Linked DNA regions of Mus musculus: regions 1 and 3 are each linked to region 2. A link is a loop called in an ENCODE intact Hi-C map of the cell type or tissue named here. Cell type or tissue: heart. All regions are shown on one strand.

Evidence for each region. Hi-C counts contacts between places; a loop is a spot of excess contacts. Peaks named below come from ENCODE experiments on the same cell type or tissue, not always from the same donor. Only the 100,000 strongest peaks of a DNase experiment are listed, where the experiment ranks them.
Region 1: a loop joins it to region 2, with 7 times the contacts of the local background. A loop is called at or near these places in 6 of 42 quality-filtered maps.
Region 3: a loop joins it to region 2, with 6 times the contacts of the local background. A loop is called at or near these places in 8 of 42 quality-filtered maps.

Annotation. Positions count from the first base shown.
Region 1 is chr1:51,133,103-51,141,102 of GRCm38, reverse strand. Tmeff2 (transmembrane protein with EGF-like and two follistatin-like domains 2) reads right to left here. Exons shown (of 10, transcript NM_019790.4): 7 at 7,985-8,000. Among named protein-coding and RNA genes, the nearest start is that of Cavin2, 150 kb to the left of the region's middle. In heart, a CTCF peak has its summit at 4,120; a DNase peak (open chromatin) is centred at 4,122; H3K27ac peaks cover 309 bases.
Region 2 is chr1:50,957,951-50,965,950 of GRCm38, reverse strand. The region is part of intron 4 of Tmeff2 (transmembrane protein with EGF-like and two follistatin-like domains 2); the gene reads right to left. Among named protein-coding and RNA genes, the nearest start is that of Tmeff2, 34 kb to the right of the region's middle. In heart, a CTCF peak has its summit at 3,481 (motif pointing left); no DNase peak of the experiment used is centred here; H3K27ac peaks cover 279 bases.
Region 3 is chr1:51,102,889-51,110,888 of GRCm38, reverse strand. All of the region lies in intron 5 of Tmeff2 (transmembrane protein with EGF-like and two follistatin-like domains 2), which reads right to left. Among named protein-coding and RNA genes, the nearest start is that of Tmeff2, 180 kb to the right of the region's middle. In heart, no CTCF peak of the experiment used is centred here; a DNase peak (open chromatin) is centred at 4,288; H3K27ac peaks cover 726 bases.

The DNA.
Region 1 (8,000 bases), 180 kb before region 2:
TGGGCATTGCACACAGGGAAAGCGCACGTAAATGGTGCCCATAAATAGTGCAGAATGCATTTACGAACTGGGGCATAAACACAGTTTCCCAGAGTGTCTCTTAGGACCCAAGGCAACTTTTCAGCCCAAGTTTTCATCTGTATTGCAAATACTGCTTCTTTATCTATAGCCATGAACATAACATAAGATTACAGGTGACTGGTTACATGATTTTCAGGAGGAAATAACGAAAGCATAGAGCTCAAGGAAGCAGGAAAATTGTGAGTTAGAGTCCACAGGCTTTTAGAGACTTGCAGCAGTCCTACTCTAACTCCTAGAGGGGAACATACTTGAATTGAGACACTCTTTTCCCCCTCAGAAATCCTGACATCTAATTTCATTTCTCGAGCTTAAATATTCCAGGATAGTCTAGTGGCACTGTATTAACCTGGGCAAACGTTTTTATTTGTTTTGGTGCTGATACCAATATTTGTGCTACAAGCTGCTGCCTGCATTTTCTGCTATTTATTTCCTACAGATCAGATTATTGGCCCAGATATAACATGTTTTCCAGCGAAGTGCCTCTTGTGTTCATGAACAAATGGAAAAAAGCTTCCATTTTAAATGTAGATTTTTGTCACATGACTGAATTAATTCATGTTACAAATACGATACGAAACCACTTGATATTCCTGACTGAATACCTGGAGTAGAGAAGCCATGAAGGCAAATATTTAACAAATCAAGTAACTGCCCCATTTGCACAGGCAGGTGGACAAAATTAAAGCACTGTGGCCAGTTCCAGGCCAGCCATTTATAGCTTTTTGAGCCTCCTAGGTATTACTTCTAGCATGTGTAACCTTGTTTTATGGGCTGACATTAAAACAAATGGGGTAATGTGAATGAATCTTTGTAAACTCCAAATTATTGCAGAGAAGCTGGGAATCTTTTTTTTTTTTTTTTTTTTAATTAATGGGAGATTTACTGTAGCACTACTCAGGATTCTCTGCTGTGCAGAGAAACAGGAAACAATAGAAGAGTTGAATGTGTATGTGGCTGTGTGTGTGTGTGTGTGTGTGTGTGTGTGTATGTGTGTGTGTGTTTATGCACATGTGCATATCCGTTTGTGCCTATGTATGAATATTTATGTGTGCATACATATTAGTGTGTGCAGGCATGTGGAGGTCGAAGGACAACCCCTTCTGTGGTTCCTCAGCTGCTGGCAACCTTGTCCTCTAGAGACAGGGTCTCTTTCTGGGCTCAGCAAGTAGGCTAGGCTGGTTGCTTGGTCCGCGAGCCTTAGGCATCCTTCCATCTGTGCTTCTCCAGAGCTGAGATTACTACTGTACGTCTACTCTTGTCTATACAGTTTCTGAGGATCAACCACAGGTCCTCAAATTTGCAACGTGAACACTTTACTGACCGAGTCTTCGTCCCAGCCTGGGGGGAGGGGGCAGAGATTTTAAATTCAATCGAAATAGCACTTAGGGACCGTGAGGGTGTATGGAGAGATTATCAAGTACTTCAGATGATTTCACAGCAGCCTCAACAGCACAGCAGAACATTCTTGAATTTGAAGCTCTCAAAGGGTTAAGTTCAGGGTGTAGTGTTCGCTCCCCAGCTCCTGAGTTTTAGGCAGTTAAACTTTTCTGGGGTCCCTTGCTGCTCACACTTGCTGGCTTCTGCAATTAGCAGTGCTGTCTCGAACCTCAGCTCTGCCATGCAATCTCTTTCACTTAATCTCTTTGAACTTCCATTTCTCACCTGTCAGATGCTTCTAATGCCTCTTCACATTTCTGTTGTGAAGACTGAAGGGGACAACATGTGCGGAAAGGCTTTGTAAATTGCGATGGCTTCCACAAAGAACAAGTTATTTGGCAATTCACTTAGACTACGTTGATACCCTTTTAGGTTGTCAGTTTCTTCTTTGTGGGGAAAATGGGTTGACGGGATACTAATAGGATAGAGAGGATTTGGTTTGTAAGTCTGGATTTTTTTCTTCCACATTTCAGACTTGTGCATAATATCTCAATTATTGTTTAAAGGGAAGCACATCTCTAAAAGAAATGTTTCCTAAAACTTAAGACTTCCTGAAGTGACAAGAGACGGTGAATTACCACAAAGCAATGCTCTGGGAGATAGGTAGACTCTGTTTGGTACTAGACCCAGAGGAGAAAGGCCCTGGCTCTTCTGAAGGCACAGAGAGCCTGGGACTTTCCTTTCTCATTGACCAACATGAACACCAGGGGACTTTCTCCAGCCACATACACACTGTCACTGAGCACTGTCTGTCCAACCCAGGCTCTATCTGTCCTGTTACACAGGTCATAGGTCTTTATTCTGCTCACTCAGGGGTAATAAACTAGACTTGCTTTCCTTACAGATTCTCCTACCACTTTCCTGTGATATTAATCCCTCCCCATTTTAGAATATTCATGAATGGACTCATTACTTCAATCAGTTTCAAACACTGTGTCATTGAGATATACATATCTTACTTTTTGTGCTCTAGAATTTTATAAAAAAATATTCAAAAATCCTCAGCTATACAGAAAGCTTTTTGGGATATTTTATAAATATCATGGTTGAAGCTTCTATCCATTTATGTTCCCCAGTTATGGTTCATAAAAAGATCTGTGCTAAATATTTCACATATAATTTAGCAAAGTTAACTTTCTCTTTGGTCTCTGAAATTATTTTTATTCATTTTTTCCAGACAATGAAGACCCAGGTTCCTTTCACAGAGACTGGGACTTCTGTGCTGCCTTCTGTAGAGCCTGGGACAGCATTGCTGCATAGCAGGACTTTCCGGATATTTGTGAAATAAACCGACTCAACCATAATTTCTTTCTTATACTGGTTGCAAAGAAGCTTAGGGCTAAGTGCTTTAACCGGAATAGCCATGCTCAGGTATTTTTCTTTCCCCTAACAGTTCAGCTCTCCATGTTGTCCATCTCTGTTTAAAGACCCTCATTGACTGTAGTTTAATTATAAAAACACCACAAATCCTTTTTGGAAACTGATATAAGTAGGATACCACAAAATAAAATACATTTTAATTTTTAGATGATAAAAACTAAAGTAGTTGAAATTTATGGGTTTTTTTGTGAACATCTAACAAGCTATAAAATTAAGTACATTTTCACTGGAAAAAAAATATGTGTCTATGTTTTCCAAGGCTTGATGAGCCTCTCAGCCAGACAGGAACCCATCAGGAGACACATATATAGATACACATTGGACATAGAGAAGCACAGTTTTAAAATTCACTTTCCTTTTAGTGCAAGACTTGGTGAGGGTACACACACACACACACACACACACACACACACATACACACACACACACACACACACACACAGTGTGCCATCTTATCTACGTGTCCACAAGGGAAGATTATTATTATCATATTATCATATGCTAAAGCCAGGAAGTCCTACCTTTGTGATTTAGAAAACCCGTGGGTTAGGGCTCTTTCTGTAGTGAAAAAAAAGAGACCTAAGTCTAAGCTTGTGGACTGGTATCAGAGGGTCTGTTCTGTTTCTATGGCAGGAACTTATCACTGGGCCTGGCAAACAGAGAGGCAAAGCCTTTGAATCAAGAGTCAGAAAATGCCTCGGGTCTCATTAAAAGAGAGAGGACAGGAAGGTGATTCCAGACAGCCCAAACAGATAGTAATTCTGCTTGAAATATGATGGAAATTTTTCTTTCAGTTTTCTGGTGTGGACTACACTTTTATGCCTATGAGGAACATAGATTCCTGTCTCTGTACAAGGTAGACACGTTCTAGCTTCCTGCATATGTTACTTTTGTTTCACATAGTATTCTTTTATTTATTTATTTATTTAATAAATAAAATCTATTTAAATTAAAGTTGTAATCCAGTCTCTGTTGGTCCTGGCTGAAGCCTTTCCTTTAGATGTTATTACAAAGGAGGTTCAATAAATTTATTTTAATATTCAGACTTTCTTTAAAGAAGATAGCCACTATTTAGTTAGAAGCAAGTGTTGCCAGCTTTTAAAGTAGGCTCAAAAATGAAAGGGGAGGGCATGGTAAAAGTTCCTAAGTTTACAGTACTCATGCCACATCTGGAAAAGTGTGAGTTACAACTGCTATTTCCTTCCAGTGGGAGCGTCCGTGGACATTTGTTTAACAAGGGAAGTTGCTGTGACATCAAATTAATTGTGAGCACAGAGCAGATTTCTAGGGATGTGAGTCATAGAGTTCCTGTTTACCCTCCTTGGAGAGTTTATAACATGTGAAATATAAATTATCCAGACAATAACATATTGATTTTTCATTTGATTCTTTTAGATCTTCATGTCTATGTCCCAAACTTGGGAAAATGAAAATCCTGCTGGGTACTAGGAAATGTTGAGAAACACAATTATTTCAATGTTTTCTAATATTATATGTTTCAATAAAACCATGTATAAAAATCATGTGAAGCTGAAGTAACGTCAGGGAGGACTTCATGTATTCAGTCCATGTTTAACTATGAGTTGCAAGTTTCAATGAACTTTTTTGCTTCTCTATTTTATTTGGAATCTAGCAAGCATGCAAGCTTAAACATAACTTTAGAAATTGTCGCATTTGTTTCTTTACTTTGTGTGCACTTAGTGTCTCGGTGTGTGCTTGTGCACGCCCAGTAGCAGTGTGGAGATGGAAGTGGCAGGAGACATGCAGGAGCTGGTTGTTCTGCCATCTGATGGGTTCTGGGGACCAAACACTGATCATTAGAGTTAGCAGCAAGTGCTTTTTCCTGATCAGTCTGCCTGTTGCCCCTTAATCATGACAATTTTTCATCTTACAAGACTTTCTGTTGTCAAACTAGAGAAATCTCTAGGATGCTGAGTGACCTGATTATGTTCACTGGGAAATGTTCTTTTCTATGTGCACCAAGCAGATACAATTAGGACGGAAAACAATCTGTGCAGCTCCTATGTGCTTAGGTGTGGGGCCATCAGTGGGGGCATGGGAAAACCAGCCCACATCCAGCAGGCAGAGCTACCCTCCCTTCCTCAGCAACTGTCAACAGCTGGACTCACGGGGTCATAATAACAAGAACAAACGATGGATGGATGTGAGGCTGGGAGGATGACAAGGCAGAGGTTACTGGGAGAGCTGGAGGGAAGTAATGGTGGTTGATATGTTCAAAATGTAGTGTTTAAATGCATGAACTTTTCAAAGAAAAGAATGGAGAAAAATATTTTAAAATAAAAAATAAAAAACAAAGTGAACTAAAAAGAGTGGTAATCAGCATCAGAGGTTCACTGCCTGCAATCAAACCTGAATATATTCGGAGTAGAAATGCAACCCACTGTTTTCTTTGAAGGTGAACTGTGCTATACAATGTGAATGGAGATGAAGGTGGCAGACCCTGTATTGGAATCTCCTGGTACAGATGAGTGTACACACAGGCATTGCACAGGGTGCCAATGAACCTCTGGGGTTCCTCGTTGGGGAAAAAAATCCTCAGGGAAAGACTTGACTCTTATAAGTCCTGTCATGAATGGTTCCAGGATAGTCACAGATGCAACAGTTTTAAAGATTTTTCCATATGAATTAGTTTTTACAGGAAATATAAAGTCATCATTTACAGGAAATATAAATGCATTTAATAGAAGTAGCTTATAATACCATCAAGATAGTTGTTTATGATAAAATGTAATATTTTTATTTGGTTCTATTTAAATCTTAAAGCATAAAGAATCACCCTCAGATATTATATGTCACTATTGTATTTTATTACTTTTAATAAGTTTTCTATGGCTCAACATATTGGTGGAGTACAATTTTGGGAGCACTAGTCCTGCAAAATCTTTTACAAAAATGTGCTATTCTTCAAGTGATTCTGATGTATATTGTATACTATAAGAGGTTGGAAGTATTTAAGAGATGATTATAGTGCTGTGATTTTAAAAAGGTTTTTGAGATGTATGATAAAATTTAGTTGTGATTTTTGACATTTTATCGGATCTATTATAGGTAGGGGGAGGGAGGGAGGGAAGGAGGGAAGGAGAGAGAGAGGCAGAGAGAGAGAGAGAGAGAGGAGAAGGAGGAGGAGGAGGAGGAGGAGGAGGAGGAAGAGGAGGAGGAGGAGAAAAGACATAGCCATGAGTTGATGTAACTTCTTCTTTAAGATAATTACATGAGGATTCATGATATTATACTACATGCATTTGAGTGAATTTCACACATTAGAAATTTTAAAAAAGGTAAAATAAAATGGCTGTCCATATCCAAGAGCTCTGTATTCATAGATTCAAAAATATATGTGTGAAGCACTTGCATCTTCCAGAATGTGTACAGAGCTTTTAAAATCATCATTCCTTAAGCAATACAATACCACAGATATTTTCATAGACTTTACATTGTATTAAGTATTATAAATTATCTAGATCTAAGACATAGAAGAAGATGCACATGGGTAATATGTAAACAGAAGTCCAGTTTAAAAGAGACTATAGTGTCCTTAGACTTTGGTGTTTGTAAAGAGTTGGAACCAGTTCCAGAACCCACTCTCTGACAGAGGATTTTACACAAAACATGCATATTTGTAAAGACTGTATAATGGAAAGAAGGGAAGAAAGCTGGGGAGAAGATCAATTGCTTATGGTAACACTCCCTAAATGACCTGAATACTAGTTGTTCTTCTTAATAAGCATCTGTTAATATCTTCAGTGGTGTTTTGGGAATGGTTATATACACATATAATAGAACCAAAGTTAATATATTGGATAACTGGCAGTTTCAGGAATTTACAATATGTCAGTCTTATCTAGATGCTTGAAAACATTAAGACAAAATATGCAAAAGTTAAATTCCTCTTATGTCCACATTCTGATACATGCAAGTAATTAAGATATTACCAGGGCTTTGTTCAAGTAAAAACATAATGACAATTATCATTAAGTAAAATAAAATAATGAAGTCAGATGAAAAAAATGGTAGTATATATTTTGAATGACAAGAAACAATTGATTGGGTTTGAGTATTAGTTGTAAAATTGGTTACAAGTGTTCAGTAGCTAAATGAAACGTTGTGTTTAAAAATCCCTTGAAGCTGTACTTGGTGGCAGGTGTCTTTAATCCCAGCACTAACGAGGCAGAGGCAGCTGGATATCTACAGGTTTGAGGCCAGCCTGGTCTACATAGTGGCATATAAAAGAGCAAGTGTTGCACAGAGAAACTGTCTCAAAACAGCAAAAATGAATATGTGAATAAATAAATAAATATTCATTGGATACTTTCATAGAACTCAATAATTTTATTTTTATAATTTTACCTTAAATTCTCATAAATTATAGTCATCTGATAATATGCTAGTTGCATTCCATCAATTATTGCTCACTGTAGAAGAGTTAAATTAGGTAGTATTTTTATTACTCAAAGTAGGTTCCATAGTTGCTAAATAAGATTTATACTTTCACATAAAGTTTATTATAACTTTGCATGTCTGAGAAGCCGCATTCTAGAATCTAAATAAATGAGACATGTTAGTTTCTTTAAAAACTAAATTATTCATGAATTTCAACTCTGTATCTTCATAGTAGCCTTGTGTTAGCTCTTGCAACTCTCTTTATTTCTATCTTGTCAGAGATCAGCAAACTTTCCACTGTTGACTTTTATGAAAATTCAAACAAGAACATTTGCATTTATTACAATAAACTGCCAAACCTTGCATTAATTTCCATTGATGCCCATTAATTTGATAAATGTTTTGTCATTTGTACCATTTACACTGTCAAAACAAGTTAATTATATCTTACTGACATCTTTGACAATTGCTTTAACTATGGCAAAAAAAAAAAAGTGTGCCTTATTTAGTTCAATAAAAAATTCCTTCTTGCCCACTGAAAGCTTGAACTTCGAAGAAAGAGCAGTGCATGCCCAGGTTAGGAGTAAATAAACAGTAAATAAACAGCGGTACTCAAGGTGTAAACAGTGGTGGACAAGGCTCTCACAAACAGGCTCTCATTCTAGTCCTAGGAAATTTTACATACCTGCATAATCTGTTCT
Region 2 (8,000 bases):
TGGCTACAGCCCTGTATGGACTATTCTTTCCTGTAGGGCATGCCATGCTTAGGAAATGAAAAGTCCACTCCTGCATGTTTTCATCTTCTCCAAAGAGTATAAAAGCATCCCCCAAGAACAAGCAATCATTTTCCATATTAGCTTCTGGGTAAACTGTAGGTATACGGACAAATATTTGCTGGTGCTCATTGGTTAACAAATGCCACACGGGGAATCCCACCCAGAAGAATGGAAAATGTTCTGTGTCTATGGTTTGTTTTTAAGGAAACCCCAAGGCAAGAGGGAGTATAAGAAGGAAGAATGCACAGAGTGCTAAGAAGGAAATTAAGACAGAAGGACAGCATTGGGGACTAATTTTTCATTTGAAAAATAGATTGTCTCCTGTTCCCCAGGCTGTCTGCTGCTAAGCAGAGTTGAGCTTCAGTATCCAGACTGGTTCATTAAAATATGGTCCCTTTAGTTCAACATGACTCATCTTTACGATGAACCAGTGATTCTGGGAATTAAATGTGCTACTTTTGCTATGCGTGTGACACCCATATGAATAACAGAAGACTTAATCTTTAATGATTTCATGTTCAGTTTATGCAATTGCATAGCTGACCTGGCCCTCCCATTTAATAAAATATGATAATTCAAAGTGCTGTTATAGGAATCCCTTTGAGCAACTGCCTATCCCTGCTGCTTTGTACTAAAACTTTGTATATCTGTTTCAATAAAATAAAGTAAATAATTTGATGGTCTTTGTTCCTCTTCCAGTGTCTTTGACCTCATTGCCCTACTTCACCAGATTCCAACACACTATCATAATTGTTAGCTTTTTCACTTCTCTATTCCCAGAACTTGAACAAAGGCCTAGTCTACCAACTGTACAATTCATGAATGACAGTCACTAGCTAAATTGGTTTTTTTGGAGACATATAAGTCTGAACTAAGAACTTAAATTTTTGCATTCTGAAAGGATACTTAATGGTATGCAATAAACCCAAATGAAGTCACTGTATCTGCATTGCCTCTGCAGTAGTGCACAGGCTCCATGGCTGGCAAGAGATCAGCAGGCAGAGTCTTTATATAATGCCACTGCCTTGGGAAAGGAATTTTTTTTTTTTTTTGGCTTGCTTCTTCTCTGTTTTGATTTATTTTGAGGTAGGGTTTTGTTATCCAGTTCAGTTTGGCCTTAAACTTGCCATCTTCTTGCCACAGTCTCCCAAGATCACGTCAAGATGCTGTGTTTGAACTGCTCTCTAAAACACTAAGAGCCTTACATTCCTGAAGCCAAGCAATCTAATGAATCTGGGAACTGAAGGTTTCACAAAGCACTGAGTGACTTCACAAGAGCTTAACATCAACCCAACAGCTAAGGCTAAGATATGAGTTACCTGATAAGTATTATTAATGGTTTGTAATACCATTTTGTTTGGTGCAAATACTGCTCATGTTTTGAGTATTTTGCTGTAATATCTATATTATAATTTCTATATAAGTGATATAGGTTTAAGATACTACATTTTGTAAGATTTATTGACAAAGCTATTAAAGCCACTCAGCTTGACCTCTGGTACAATGCTGAACTAAGGAACTGCCTGGGAAACTAAAATATATTTAACCGAAGGATCATTAGTAGATTCCCCACAGAACCACATAACCACAGCCACTAGAACAGCAGCAGGGCAGTGGAGGGAGGAAAATATTCAGACACCAAACTTAATAATAGATCTAAATTTTTGTGGAACTCAAACATGTAGAATGAATGAGACTTCGTTAGAAAAGAAATGTATTTTATTACAAATGCCAAATCATGTGTAGGACCCTAAATGTGGTTGTTCTACAAGGCCAGGGGTTCTGGAGTTGAAGCCAGGTATGATCTGTGATTTCCTAGACTCTGTGCATTGCTGTGATAGATATGCTCCTGTAAGATTACAGGGTCCACAGAACAACTTGTTTTGTTAAATTTATGCCATCTAAAATAAATGTGTGATACAGAAAGAGACATTGTAGCAGTGATGATGCTCTAGGAATCAAGCACTAATGAGGTAACAGTACACAGGAGGATCACTGACAGAGAAGAAAGTCTAAGCCAAAGAAAGCAATGAGCAAAGAGCTTCACCCTATGGGAACCACAGAGCTATTAAAATCCGAGAATCCAGGCTAAGGTCATCACGCTGTCATGCTAAAGGCTCATCAACCACAGGACAGCTATTTTATTGCTAGGAAATTGCTAGACAATTGTGGCGTTCACCCGGAGGAAACGCGCAAATGCCTGAGAACCTTTCTCCGACTTTCAATAGCCTCTTCTACCTCACCTCATCTTCTTCTCTCCATTATCTCTCCCTCTTCTACACCAGGGTTCCAACCACATGTAACCTATGAAACAGCACAGTGATTTAGATGAAAATTCTATGACAGAGGTGATTTCATAACTAATGTCCATCAAGAGGCAGGCATCGCACACTTTCTAGTCCAGACTTTCAGATTTATGAGGCATAATGTTAGCAATTAGTCAGCTGTCTTGACTCAGGGATGCTTTGAAAGTCAAATTCATGGGCTAGTCTGGAGACAACTGTGATCTCTTATTCTGATGAAGAAAACACACGCTGGAACCTTCCTTCTCCCAATTCACTGAATGGTACAGTCTCTGAATCATGAGTTTGCTGTGGGCAGAGCAGAGTCTTGGGCATCCTTATGCATGACATTAGACAGATGTTCAAGAGTGGAGAAAAGGAACAAAGAGAAGATGCTACTCCCTTTTCCATTTTCTGAGGTCACATTAGATGCCTGCAGAAACGTATTATATGAAGAGGTGTTTGGTGTTCACCATCTTAGAGACTGAAATTTCAGGCAGAATTTGGAAAATTGCTAACATCTCAAAGGAGAGTCAAAAATAACAAACTTGGGAAAGAAAAGGTATTGGAATGATACTGGCTCTGAGTCCTTTGCTGACTTGAGTAGCACAGAGCTAGTTGAGATCTGTATGCCTTTCCAACTCCATTCTATGCAAATTTAGTGAGAAATATGGATAGCCCCAAGTATCTATCCCTCCAGGGATATCTATGAAAAAACTAAGCTCACATTTACATCCACAACCATGGTTAGCAACTGCCTTGTTTATGCTGACTTACAGTCATCAGCACAAAAAGTGTTCAGCCCGAGTCCTGTGGTCACTGTTCCTGGAAGGAAGTGATTTGAGGATGTACACAAAGAAAGAGAACTTTTAGTATATTTTAAAGCTTCTACATTTCAGCAATCTGAAAACTTCAACCACAGTATGACGATTCGTTAGCTAAAGACTTAAACTGTTAACGCACTTAAGATTTACAACTTCAGATTATTTTAACTTTTCAACTGGAAGAAATAACTTATATTCCAAACCCCAGAAACTGTTGGCTTTAAAGTGAAACCGGCTCCACCCTTAAGGATACAAAGCCACAAAATTAACTTCAAACCAACCCATAAAATAGGCATGGTGTGAGCTCCCCCTACTGGTACAACATTATTCCCACTTCAGGAATCAAACCAGGTTATAGTTTCTGGGACTAGCTGGATAAAACAAGAATTGCAATTTAGAATTCAAGAGAAGAGAAAGCTAAAGGAGTTTGTGAGAACCAAAAACAATCAACAAAATATAAAAAGCACCTCCCCTAACTTTAGAATAGTCTCCACGAAAGACAGCAAAAGACATGTTTATAAATATTTGAGTCAACCTGTAAGTCCCCACCCAGCATCAGACACCCATGAGTAAAATAAACAACTGTCATTCTCAAGACAACCAAGTTCACATTCGCATGCAGACAGAGAAGCCAGCAGAGCTTAATTGAAGTGATGCTTACACACTGACAATGGATCCCCTCCCTTAACAGCACATAAGAAACGCTGCAGGCTTCAGAGAAATAAAATAAATTATGTAGCACCACGGAGGCTGAACAAAGTCTGAGGGCCTTGGGGTTTTCTGCACTGGGAAATGACTTCTATATTGTTATGTGAACTGGGACAATGAAGGGGAAAGCTGTAAGTTTTATACTTCAAGCCACTCAAATTAGTTGTCCGCAGAGCAGAAAATTCAATGTGCAAGAATCAATGATAAATACAGGTAAAGTGCTACTGTGGGGACATTCGCAATAGCAGCACAACGGAAACGCAACAAAGGTGTTGAGGCTGCTATGCTGTTATAGAGAAAATATAGTGTAAGATGGCACTCCTGCTCTGTCTCGATCAACAAAGGGAGCTGTTCCAAGGTGTCTGCTATATTTGTACGGCTGCACTTTGATTATAACTGATTCTGTTATCACAATCTGCTACATAGCCTACATAGCACATAAATGCATAAAGCCATTTAAAAGCCAAATTACTGAGTTCCCTGTTATTGTATTTTACCTTTTACTGCCATACCGGGGATGATGCTGAAACTGTTGATGATAAATTTCAAGGAGTAAATGAAAAACAAAAACGTCAGACTACACAGGCTTTATTGAAAAGCAACCAACTGAAAACTCCTAAGCACGTCAGTGTGTTTGCATCTCAAAGTCTGAGAAAATTGCCTTCGATGAGTATATTGGGCTCAGCACGAGGGCTTTGGTTCTTAAAATGGTGCTCTTTATGAAGTATATTTGTGTTTTAAAATTAAACCAGTAATGTTGATTTGTGACGAACATGGATGAGATAAAGACGCTATTGACATCCTTCCTACCCTTTCCACATACTTTTCTTTTGTTCTGAGTCAGGCAAAGACTCATTGCACAGACTTGGATAGTGATGTGAACTTGATCCTCATGTATCTACCTCCTGACTATCCATGTTCTTCCTTACTTTGGCAAGTAACACTTGTTCACACCCATACTAGCATCTAAATGGACAGAAAGTATTTGTTACCACCTCACTGGCCCTTTGACCAACACTCAGGTTGTGTGGACTCACTCTGCCTTGTTCCACTGTGGCAATCTTTGTGTTAGTATCTTGCTTCAATTTTGCTTCACATACAATTTATTCTCCACCTGGAGGCCTGAACAGTATTTTAAACATATTAAAAAAAAAAGATTGCCCTTAAAACATTTTAATGACCCTGGTGAAAATACAAATTTTTTTTACGACTCAGCTGAGGGTTTTCTGGTCAAGTGCTGTGGTGCTGAACTCCCTCTGCCCTGTATTTCCCAAGGAGCTCGCAGAGTGTATTAGTTACTTCTCTATGACCATGATAAGACACTGTGACCAAGGCAACGTACAGAAGGGACTTTACTGAGAAATACAATTCCAGAAGGAGAAGAATCCATGAGAGGAGTGCAGCACAGATGCAGGAGGCAGAGAAAGCAGGAAGCAGAGAGAGCATACCTGAGTGGGCATAGGTCTGAACTCTCTTTCTGGTGACATACCTCTTCCAACAAGGACACACCTCTTAGGACCTAGGACACACCACAACTAGGACTTAGCCCAAGGATGCACCAATTAGGAACTAAGTATCCAAATGCCCAAGACTACAGGGCATGGAATACAGGTGACTACACGTAGGGACTTGGCATTTGTCGGGAGCATCCTGCTTCTGTACCTTTACCTGCTATTTCTCTTTCTCATAATAAAATTGAATTTTTTCTCCCAAGAGAGATACTTTGTCTTATAGCACCTGTTTTATTTTCTGTAAACTAGTTGTTACTCTCTGAAGTATTCTTACTCAGAGTTTTTTCTTGTCTCTTAAACTTGGTTGGCACAAAGTATGGCATAGCCAATGTCACCAATACGAAGAAAGTACAAAGAAAAATAGAATGCATATTATATAATCAATAATACTACCAGATTGTGTGTGTATGTGTGTCCTTCCATGCATTCTTATGTCCAAGTCACATCACACAAATTTGCTGATTTATGAAAATCTATTTAATAGTAATAACTACTCCCAATCACATTAATAATGCTTAATATGAAATATTGCAACATTCTATTTTAATTTCCCAACTTATGGCAACAACCTACACATGAAACAATGAAGTAAAAAGAAATTTCAGAGCCCAAGGAAGCTAGCTTTGTTCCTCACAACATATGAAAATGTTTAACAAATACTGTTGTGCCTCTTCTTTTAACCATCGAAAATAGAGATGATCTATGTTCCCTGAAGAATCATGCCAATTACTTAATACACGACTATAAATAATCAGACCATAATATGCACCCATGTGTTTTTACTTGCCCAATCTGAAGGTATGGTATCATGCTTAATATTAACATACTATTTGGATGTAGTCTCCCCTCCCCCAGCCTGAAACCTGCTTGCTCGGGGTGGAGCTTCCTGCTCATTCGTTCTGCCACGCCCACTGCTGGAACCTGAGGAGCCACACACGTGCACCTTTCTACTGGACCCGAGATTATTCGGCGGGAATCAGGTCCCCTCTCCCTTCCTTTATAACTAGTGTCCCAAGAATAAAATTTGAGCTTTGATCAGAATGAATTTGTCTTGGCTCCGTTTCTTCTTTCGCCCCGTCTAGATTCCTCTCTTACAGCTCGAGTAGCCTTCTCAGTCGAACCGTTCATGTTGCGAGCTGCTGGCGGCTGCAACATTTGGAGCACTTTTTTATTTACACTTTTGCCATCCCAATAACTTCAAGAAGTATTAAATAACCATTGTATTTTTCTTCCACATGGTATTATACTAGAGACACAAAAATTAGAAGGTTTTTCAAAAGTCATTTCATTTTCATTAACTATAAATTCTGTATACTAAGAATGTTAGGAATACTACTTTTAATTTTGAGATATTTAGTGATAAACACTATTCAGAAAATAACAGGAAGATATATCTACATTTGGAGGAAAAGCCTTGGAGCTGGAGATATGGCTAAGTTTGTTAAGGGATGTGTCCCTGATCTCATTCCAAAAGACTAGATCGAAAGAGGCAGATGGAGGGAGATTCCTGGGCCTTTGCCCACAGGTCACTCTAACTGAATTGGCAAACTCCAGGTTCACTAAGAGACTGAAAAACTGAAGTGGGGAGCAACTGAAGATGCCTGACATTGTTGACCTCAAAGTAAAACATATACAAGCACACATCTATGTGCTACTCAGAGACTATGGCAGCAAGTGTGGATATACATAGGTTTCAACTAGACAGGGTCCCAGGGTTGAGAGGGGAAGTGGAGCAGGAGCTCTCTCCCCTTACCAAGACAGATACATAAGTAAATAAAAGCAAATTTTGGAATAAACAAATATATTTGGAACACTGTGTAGAATAACAGAGCCTCTTGTGTAAGTTCAGGTCTTCAGAGTCTTGATCCAGAATGTCATGGGTGTCATTGTGTACAGCTGTTTTGCTAATGAAGACACTGGCTTCTTTTTCCTGATGCTATGGGCAGTGTTTCTAACATGTTTTGTCAGATGGACTTCTTGATTACTGGCTAAAAGAGTTAAAAAATAAAAACTACAAATATGTTGCGTGTAACTAAATAGCTCTGAATGTGAATTTTGGCTAAAATATAAAATGTTTGTATGCCTCCTGCTCATATTACCACTTCACACCCTCCTTCATACCTGATTTCTACAATATCATCAGAGGAGAATTGCCCCACAAATCTGCACAAAGACAAGTAAACTTTTGTGAAATATCTAGAAAAAGGAGAATTATTTCTGTTGTAAGAATATTTCTGTATAGGAATTAAATTTCAAAATTCTAACTTAAAATACCTTTTCTCTGAAGCTTAAGTGGCACTGTCAGTAGGCAGGCCAGCTATTCATGTCTCCACATGCTCTGGAACCCACTGTGGCAGAGAGGACTCTACTTAGAACACAGCAGCCAGAAAACAAATGGTTGGAGCAGGAGTAGTGCTGTCCAAAGTGTGCAATGATTATTGATTCCTTTCAGTTTTTGTTTACTCAAATAGAATGTCTCTATGCTCCTGTGTGGCTCTCAGATGTGACGTCTTTATTCTCATCTTTCAGAATGCTGGGACTTTAGGCCTGTGCTACCATGCCAGGTTTAAACATATGAACTCACAGAGACAGCGGCAGCACACATGGGCCTGCAC
Region 3 (8,000 bases), 140 kb before region 2:
TTAATAATGTTAACCCTGTGTGTTACATTGCTGGTCGGCAAGGCAAGATATGCCCACCAATGCAATGGTAGCAAGTATTATCGGAGTAACCAATCACTTTCTGGTTGGAACTAAGGCTCACCTGATAGGAGAGAACTCATGTCTAGTACAGTAAACCTAGTCAAAAGCCCATGCCCGGGGAGGTCGTAGACTCTAGTATGAAAATATAGATGCTTTGGTTTGTTGTTTGTTTTTCTAAAAGAACATGATGTACCTATAAAATTGCCATCTAAACAAGGATGTTTATCCTTATAGATTTTTACTGCTGAAAGTTTTGGTCAGAGAAATTTTGTTTTGCAGTGGGTCACAATAATTGTGGAGACTTGTGGTTTGCTAAGATACTGAGAATAAGTGACTGCTAAGTGTTCAACCATACCTGGGGCATCTATCAGATTCCAGCCGAAGTTCAGGAAACACTGTAGAAGAGTGGTAGAAAGGATTTACGGGCAGGGTGAGGTGGACTGTTGTCTTCTGGTCATGACTTGGCTACTTCCGTCAGGAACTCACAGATACAGTGATTAATATGATTGAGACTATGGACATTCAGTCTTGGAGAGGGAAGTGAGTTATAAGGCCCTACTCTTTTATAAGAATCCATAGGCAGTTCTTTATAGATTTTGGATATTAGCCGTCTATTGGATATGAGGTTAGTGAAGACTTTTTCCCAATCTGTAGGTTACTGATTTGTCTTATTGACTATGTCCTTTGCCTTACAGAAGCTTTCCAGTTTCATGAAGTACCACTTATCAATTCTTGATCTTAGAACTTGTGCCATTGGAACTCTGTTTAGGAAATTTCTGCCTATGCCAATGGGTTCAAGGCTCTTTCCCACGTTCTCTTCTATTATATTCAGTGTATCTGGTTTGATGTTGAGGTCCTTGACCCACTTGGACTTGAGGTTTGTACAAGGTGACAATTATGGGTCTATTTTCATTATTCTACATACAGACAGCCAGTTAGACCAGCACCATTTATTGAAGATGCTTTCTTTTGTCCCATTGTATATTTTTGGGGTCTTTGTGAAAAATTAAGTGACCATACATGTGTCGTTTTATTTCTGGGTCTTCAATTCTTTTTCATTGGTCAATGTGTCTGTCTCTGTACCAATACCATGCAGTTTTTAATCATTATTGCTCTGTAGTATAGTTTGAACTCAGGGATGGTGATTCCCCCAGAAGTTATTTTATTGTTAAGAATTGTTTTTGCTCTTCTGTTTCTTTTTTTTTTTTCCTTTCCAGATGAATTTGAGAATTGCTCTTTCAATGTCTTTGAAGACTTGTGTTGGGATTTTGATGGGGATTTCATTGGATCTATAGTGGAAGGGACTAGTTAGAAATAGGAATCAGGTCAGTAGGAGTGTGAAAGGATCAAGAGAGAGGAATATATTGAGTCCCACTAACATGTATAATCAATACTATATAATCAACACTAACATGTACAACAACAACAATAACAAAAGTGAAATAGAGAACTTGTGCATGGATCACAGATGACAGAATCTTACAGATTAGCTTAATTCTGCTAAATTTGTTTGAAATAAACAATAAATATAAGGACATAAGAAGCTGCACTAAAATAGTCACATTAACTGGTAAATATATGTCTGCCCTTTTTCATTAACAATTCATAATTAGGTAAGATTGGTGAGGGTCATTTACATTGAGATCTTTTTGTATCATACAGTTCAACCACTGGCTGCCCCAGACTTTTCACCATCTGCACAACACACTCCAATGACTAATACCATTTTAGTCCTATGTTTCACCAACTGAAACCTGAACTGTAAATAGTATTACTTACTCTGGGTCATAGCAAGCCCCTCTCCCCACTGAGCAAATAAATGAACCTAGGATCTCTCCCCCATGGCTTTCTTCAGTCACGTGCTTTTAGTAACAACTTACTAGAAGACCTGAGGAAAAATTCAGCCTTTCTCTGTATCAGACAGAGGATGAGAATCAAAGCCCAAAAGACACACACTTCAACTGCAGTGAGACAAACATGGTAAACTGGGTTTTCCTAAGTTTTATCAAATGTTGCATTTTCTAATTAGGTAATGAGGAAGCAGGGTAGACATATAACAAATGAAAATTACAACGATATATATTTTTGTATTTTCATTCATTCAGACATTTCTTAAGATCTAATATATGGTATCTGTTTTTAAAATAAAGTTGAGTAACACTACTGTACAGCTAGGAAGAGAGGGAAAATAGTATTTTGGAGGCAAATATAAGGCTTTGTTTAGTTGAATCCTGAGTAGGTCTTAGTTGAACATAAAATGATGACATATCTTCTAGCTAGTAGAGCATGCTAGTGCCCAAGAGTAGAAGCCTGAAGCTTTCACCATGGAGCTATAGGTGACTCAGTGCAGTTCTTGGAAAGGACTGCAGTAGGGCTGCCGTAATGGGTGGAGACAGATCGGGATGCAGGTTTTGGACCATCATCTAAAGGTGCACAAGGTTTTGAAGAATGGATTCAGAAAGTGACAGGCAGAGACATCTTTCTGGTTATGAAATGCCATCAGTCAGGAGTGGATGGAAAGGACTGAGACTATTAACTTCAAAAGCAACATGGTCCTTCTCTCAAGCCTAACACAGCCTCTCACCTCTCTGGTCTCACTTTCTTCTCTGCTACCTAAGAGTCTCTGATGAAGATGGCCTCTGGCTTATTTACTCAAAGCAGGGCACAAGTGGGAGCAGGGATTTTACTCTGATTCTGTGAGGATAAGTTCTATCAAAGTCTGTAAAAATGCAAGCCTCAGTAAATTAGTTTCCGTTTCTCTAAGATTCTAAGATTTTTTATTCTTAGACAACTAAACACATTTTTTTTCCTAATTGGCAAAAATCATCCAAGATGGCCAGTAGGGAATATTTTACATAACCATGTCAGAAGTTTTACTCAGCAAAAAGTTAAAGTGGATCAACATTTTCCCTTTGCATCTAGTTCCTTCCTATTATACTGTTTCTCTTTATCTGTATGTGCTGTAAATAACTCTTTCCTGACTCTTCTTCCCCTCGGTCTTGCCTTGCAAATGTTTTTCTTTATTCACTGTCATCTGGGAACATTTAATCTTGTGTACTTGTCTTTCTCTATCTCCTTTTATCATCCTCAATTATTGTTTAAAGGGGAACTTGATTAGCTTTGTCCCGGTAAACTGGCCTCCTGTTGCTGGTCATGGCAGCTGAAAGTCAGCTACCAATGGTGCTAGACTTGGTTTTCCCTTTCTTTACTTCTCCTGTGGAGTCCCCCCCAATTTCTCAATAATGTAAGTGTAAAGCTCCGAGCCACCACACTCACAGGGAGAGAAGTGTATTTAAGCATCCCAAAGAGAAGGGTGTGAAATTCATGCATGGATTGGCAGAAGTGCATTGCTCATGATTATACACAGATGGTGCTCTGTGGCCACTCATGATATTTTCTCTAGGTAGTTTCATAATCTTAATGAAATAGCCAGGATAAATCTTTTAATTATTTCGTTATATTTATATAATCAAATTGACTTATCCTAACTACAATATTATCAATGATATTACACAGCAGAACAGTTTACAAACACATACTATGTTTAGAAGGCAAAACAAAACCTTCTTTGAAACGGTTTTGTATCTCTTGAATTGATAATATAAACAAAGTGAATGAAGCCAAAGTATGTATATATTCACGGGATATTTTCTGCTCATCATTAGATGACCATAACTTATAATGTCCCTAAACATTACTCAGAGGGTTGCCATTCTATCAATTGTCGTACGGAAAGTGACAGCTTTAGAGAAAGAGAAATTGTATGTAGTGTCACTTTTAAAATGTTTACTTTTGCAACTGGCAAAACATGCAAGCTGTTAATAAACTGTTCACTCTTAACAGTAGAATGACTGTTAGTCCTATCAGGCCCATTGCCACTTAAATAAGCTGTACAGAATTTATTTATCCCTTTGGCCCATAGTGTCCTCACACACACAAATGAATAGGCATTCTCATTTGGTTTTGGCTAAACAATTTATGTTAACACAAAAAACATACTGGATAGCAGGAAATTAACTTTGACTTAATTCTGAGCTTAAGGAAGGAAAAACCAACAGTACCAGAATGGGTGTGCATTTAGAAAAAATAATGAATGTCGGTATAAAAATAGCTTTGAAAATTTGTTTTCCGAATTGCTTCCTTCCTCTGCAGTGATGATCATAGCAGGTTCCAGACACCACAGTTTAAAGTGTTGGCTTTGTTCATTTCTGCCTCAGGGTGCTTGTGCTTTGGCCTGGTTTTTCATGATGCTGCACCTATATTAAAGTGTGTGCGGTTTTCTCCCCTGAGATAAGAAGGTACTATGGGGCTGCTGGGTGGCGATTCAACAGGACAGATAGGTTAATTAAATAATATAATATGGTGCAAACTCCAGATGATCAGAATACCACATGGAGAACTGGTTGTGCATAATGAGAATTATTTTAAAGGCCTGTGCATTCTATATTATGAAAAAGATTTGTGATAATTATACTATTTTCCTTGATCTTCCCGAGAGTGTTCTCTTTGGAAGTGTGTCTGAGCAACTGCACACTGAAATAGTAGGTTTTACATTCTGCTTCTAGGAAACTGTTCTGTCAGGAGCTCAACCAAGATGCTCTGTTGCTAAAAATAAAATAATAACAGATTTTTCTAAACTCTGATTAAAAACAAGTTAGGAAAAATACAGTATTCCTTGAATTTCAAGCTTCTTTTTCTGTCATTTCTTCAGTTTGTCTACTGACATATACTAGGAAGGATGACAAAATGAAGGAGCCCAGAGGACACACCCTATGAGGCAAACCTTGTCATGACAGCTCTCAGATGCACACTCTCATCACTATATGTGAACAATCCTATTTCTGCAGCCATATTTCCTCTTAATTCTTTTAATTTAATTTTTTATATAAAATTTTAATAATATTATAGTTTTCAAGTGTGTAGGTACATAAACCCAACTGAAAAACATTGAAATAAAATGCTATTGCTTACTAGTTTATGTTTCTGAATATAAATAGCAAGAATTTTAAAAATAAAACTGGGAAAAAAAATCTGACGGCCAGGCTTATATTCTCCAGGTTTAAGAAATATGGTAAGGTACACAAAGAAGTGAGAAAATACATTATCCCATGTCTGCCTTGGCAGAGTTATTTTCAACAAGTAAGTGATACTATTAATGGCTGCATATCTAATTTAACTGGGGACCTTGAAGATGGCCTCTAGTTTGCATTCCATTAAGAGTTTTTAATAAGATTTCAACAAAAATAATAATAAAAGCATCCCACTTCACCTTCGCTTCTCCTTAACAATTCAAAGTATCAATTATAATATAACCTTCATTTGACTTGCAACCATCCCTGTACTCTCAACAGCGTATTAAATTGTGTGCCAACGCTTAAAGTGCAAAATAAATGTCTTGCTTTATCTTGTAACTTTAGTTCCATTTTAAAGTGACCTCTCAAATGTCTAACACTCAACTACACTTTCTGTAAAAAACAATTTTTCTAAACACTGGGCATTTTTAAAAGCTGGAAGATTCATTTTACCCAATCTTCAAGTGACACAGCCTCTCCATGCATTCTCTCGCTTTTAATGTGCTCACAGGAATGCTATTCTTGGGATGGCACAACTGCTCTCTGTCTGCAAGCCATATCTAGGGAGTCCTGACCCCAGGGCTCACAGAAAAAAATAGGCTGAAGCCTGGTATCAAAGAAAGGCAAGACTTACAGAAGCTTCCAGAACTCGGCCCTCCTTTAAAGAGGAGCAGAGATTAATAAAGGAAACAAAAGAATTTGAAAGATTAAGAAAAATGAGAGCATCCAGGAAAAGCCAGAGGTGAAAACAGGAAACCACGTGACATTCTGAAACAGATTTCAGAGCTCTTAGGAGGGTCTCTCACACCCATGCTTCCTGAGATGATCAGCAATAAGCGGTAAGTCTGTTTCCCCAGCTGCATTTCCCAGTGTGCTGCAGAGGATTACATGAAAGTGTCTGAGGTTTTACCCACAGGGGCTGTTTATGGAGGAAGAGGCCTTCTTCTTCCCCTGGAGCCCCTTAATGCCTGCAAAATAGCAGCACAGGGGTGTGATGTTTCTGGAAGACCAGCTGAGGCAGTTTGTCTGGAGGGCTATGAATGTCTTGGTAATTTTTTTTTAAAATAACTTACTATGTAGAAAAAATACATACAGAATTTGTATTTTGCTTCCCAGACTGGACCTTGGAGACAACCACTTATACACAGTGACCTACGACACTCAAAAGAAAGGTGACACAAATAAGTGACTGCAGTACAAGTAGTACCCATATAAGCCGGTGTGGTGGCACACGCCTTTAATCCCAGCACTCAGGAGGCAGAGGCAAGCGGATTTCTGAGTTCGAGGCTAGCATGGTCTACAAAAGTGAGTTCCAGGACAGCCAGAGCTATATAGAGAAACCCTGTCTCAAAAAACCAAAAACCAAAAACCAAACCAAAACAAAACAAAGAAACAAAATAAAACCAAGTAGTACCCATATGAAATGATTTATACACCATTTTCTTTAATTATTTTAGAAACAAGATATATCTTTTTTTTTTTTTTTTCCATTTTTTATTAGGTATTTAACTCATTTACATTTCCAATGCTATACCAAAAGTCCCCCATATCCACCCACCCCCACTCCCCTGCCCACCCACTCACCCTTTTTGGCCCTGGTATTCCCCTGTACTGGGGCATATAAAGTTTGCAAGTCCAATGGGCCTCTCTTTCCAGTGATGGCCGACTAGGCCATCTTTTGATATATATGCAGCTAGAGTCAAGAGCTCCGGGGTACTGGTTAGCTCATAATGTTGTTCCACCTATAGGGTTGCAGATCCCTTTAGCTCCTTGGCTACTTTCTCTAGCTCCTCCATTGGGAGCCCTATGATCCATCCATTAGCTGACTGTGAGCATCCACTTCTGTGTTTGCTGGGCCCCGGCATAGTCTCACAAGAGACAGCTACATCTGCGTCCTTTCAATAAAATCTTGCTAGTGTATGCAATGGTGTCAGCGTTTGGATGCTGATTATGGGGTGGATCCCTGGCTATGGCAGTCTCTACATGGTCCATCCTTTCATCTCAGCTCCAAACTCCGTCTCTGTAACTCCTTCCATGGGTGTTTTGTTCCCAAATCTAAGGAGGGGCATAGTGTCCACACTTCAGTCTTCATTCTCCTTGAGTTTCATGTGTTTAGCAAATTATATCTTATATCTTGGGTATCCTAGGTTTGGGGCTAATATCCACTTATCAGTGAATACATATTGTGTGAGTTTCTTTGTGAATGTGTTACCTCACTCAGGATGATGCCCTCCAGGTCCATCCATTTGGCTAGGAATTTCATAAATTCATTCTTTTTAATAGCTGAGTAGTACTCCATTGTGTAGATGTACCACATTTTCTGTATCCATTCCTCTGTTGAGGGGCATCTAGGTTCTTTCCAGCTTCTGGCTATTATAAATAAGGCTGCTATGAACATAGTGGAGCATGTGTCCTTCTTACCTGTTGGGGCATCTTCTGGATATATGCCCAGGAGAGGTATTGCTGGATCCTCCGGTAGTACTATGTCCAGTTTTCTGAGGAACCGCCAGACTGATTTCCAGAGTGGTTGTACAAGCCTGCACTCCCACCAACAATGGGGGAGTGTTCCTCTTTCTCCACATCCTCGCCAGCATCTGCTGTCACCTGAATTTTTGATCTTAGCCATTCTGACTGGTGTGAGGTGGAATCTCAGGGTTGTTTTGATTTGCATTTCCCTGATGATTAAGGATGTTGAACATTTTTTCAAGTGCTTCTCTGCCATTCGGTATTCCTCAGGTGAGAATTCTTTGTTCAGTTCTGAGCCCCATTTTTTAATGGGGTTATTTGATTTTCTGAAGTCCACCTTCTTGAGTTCTTTATATATGTTGGATATTAGTCCCCTATCTGATTTAGGATAGGTAAAGATCC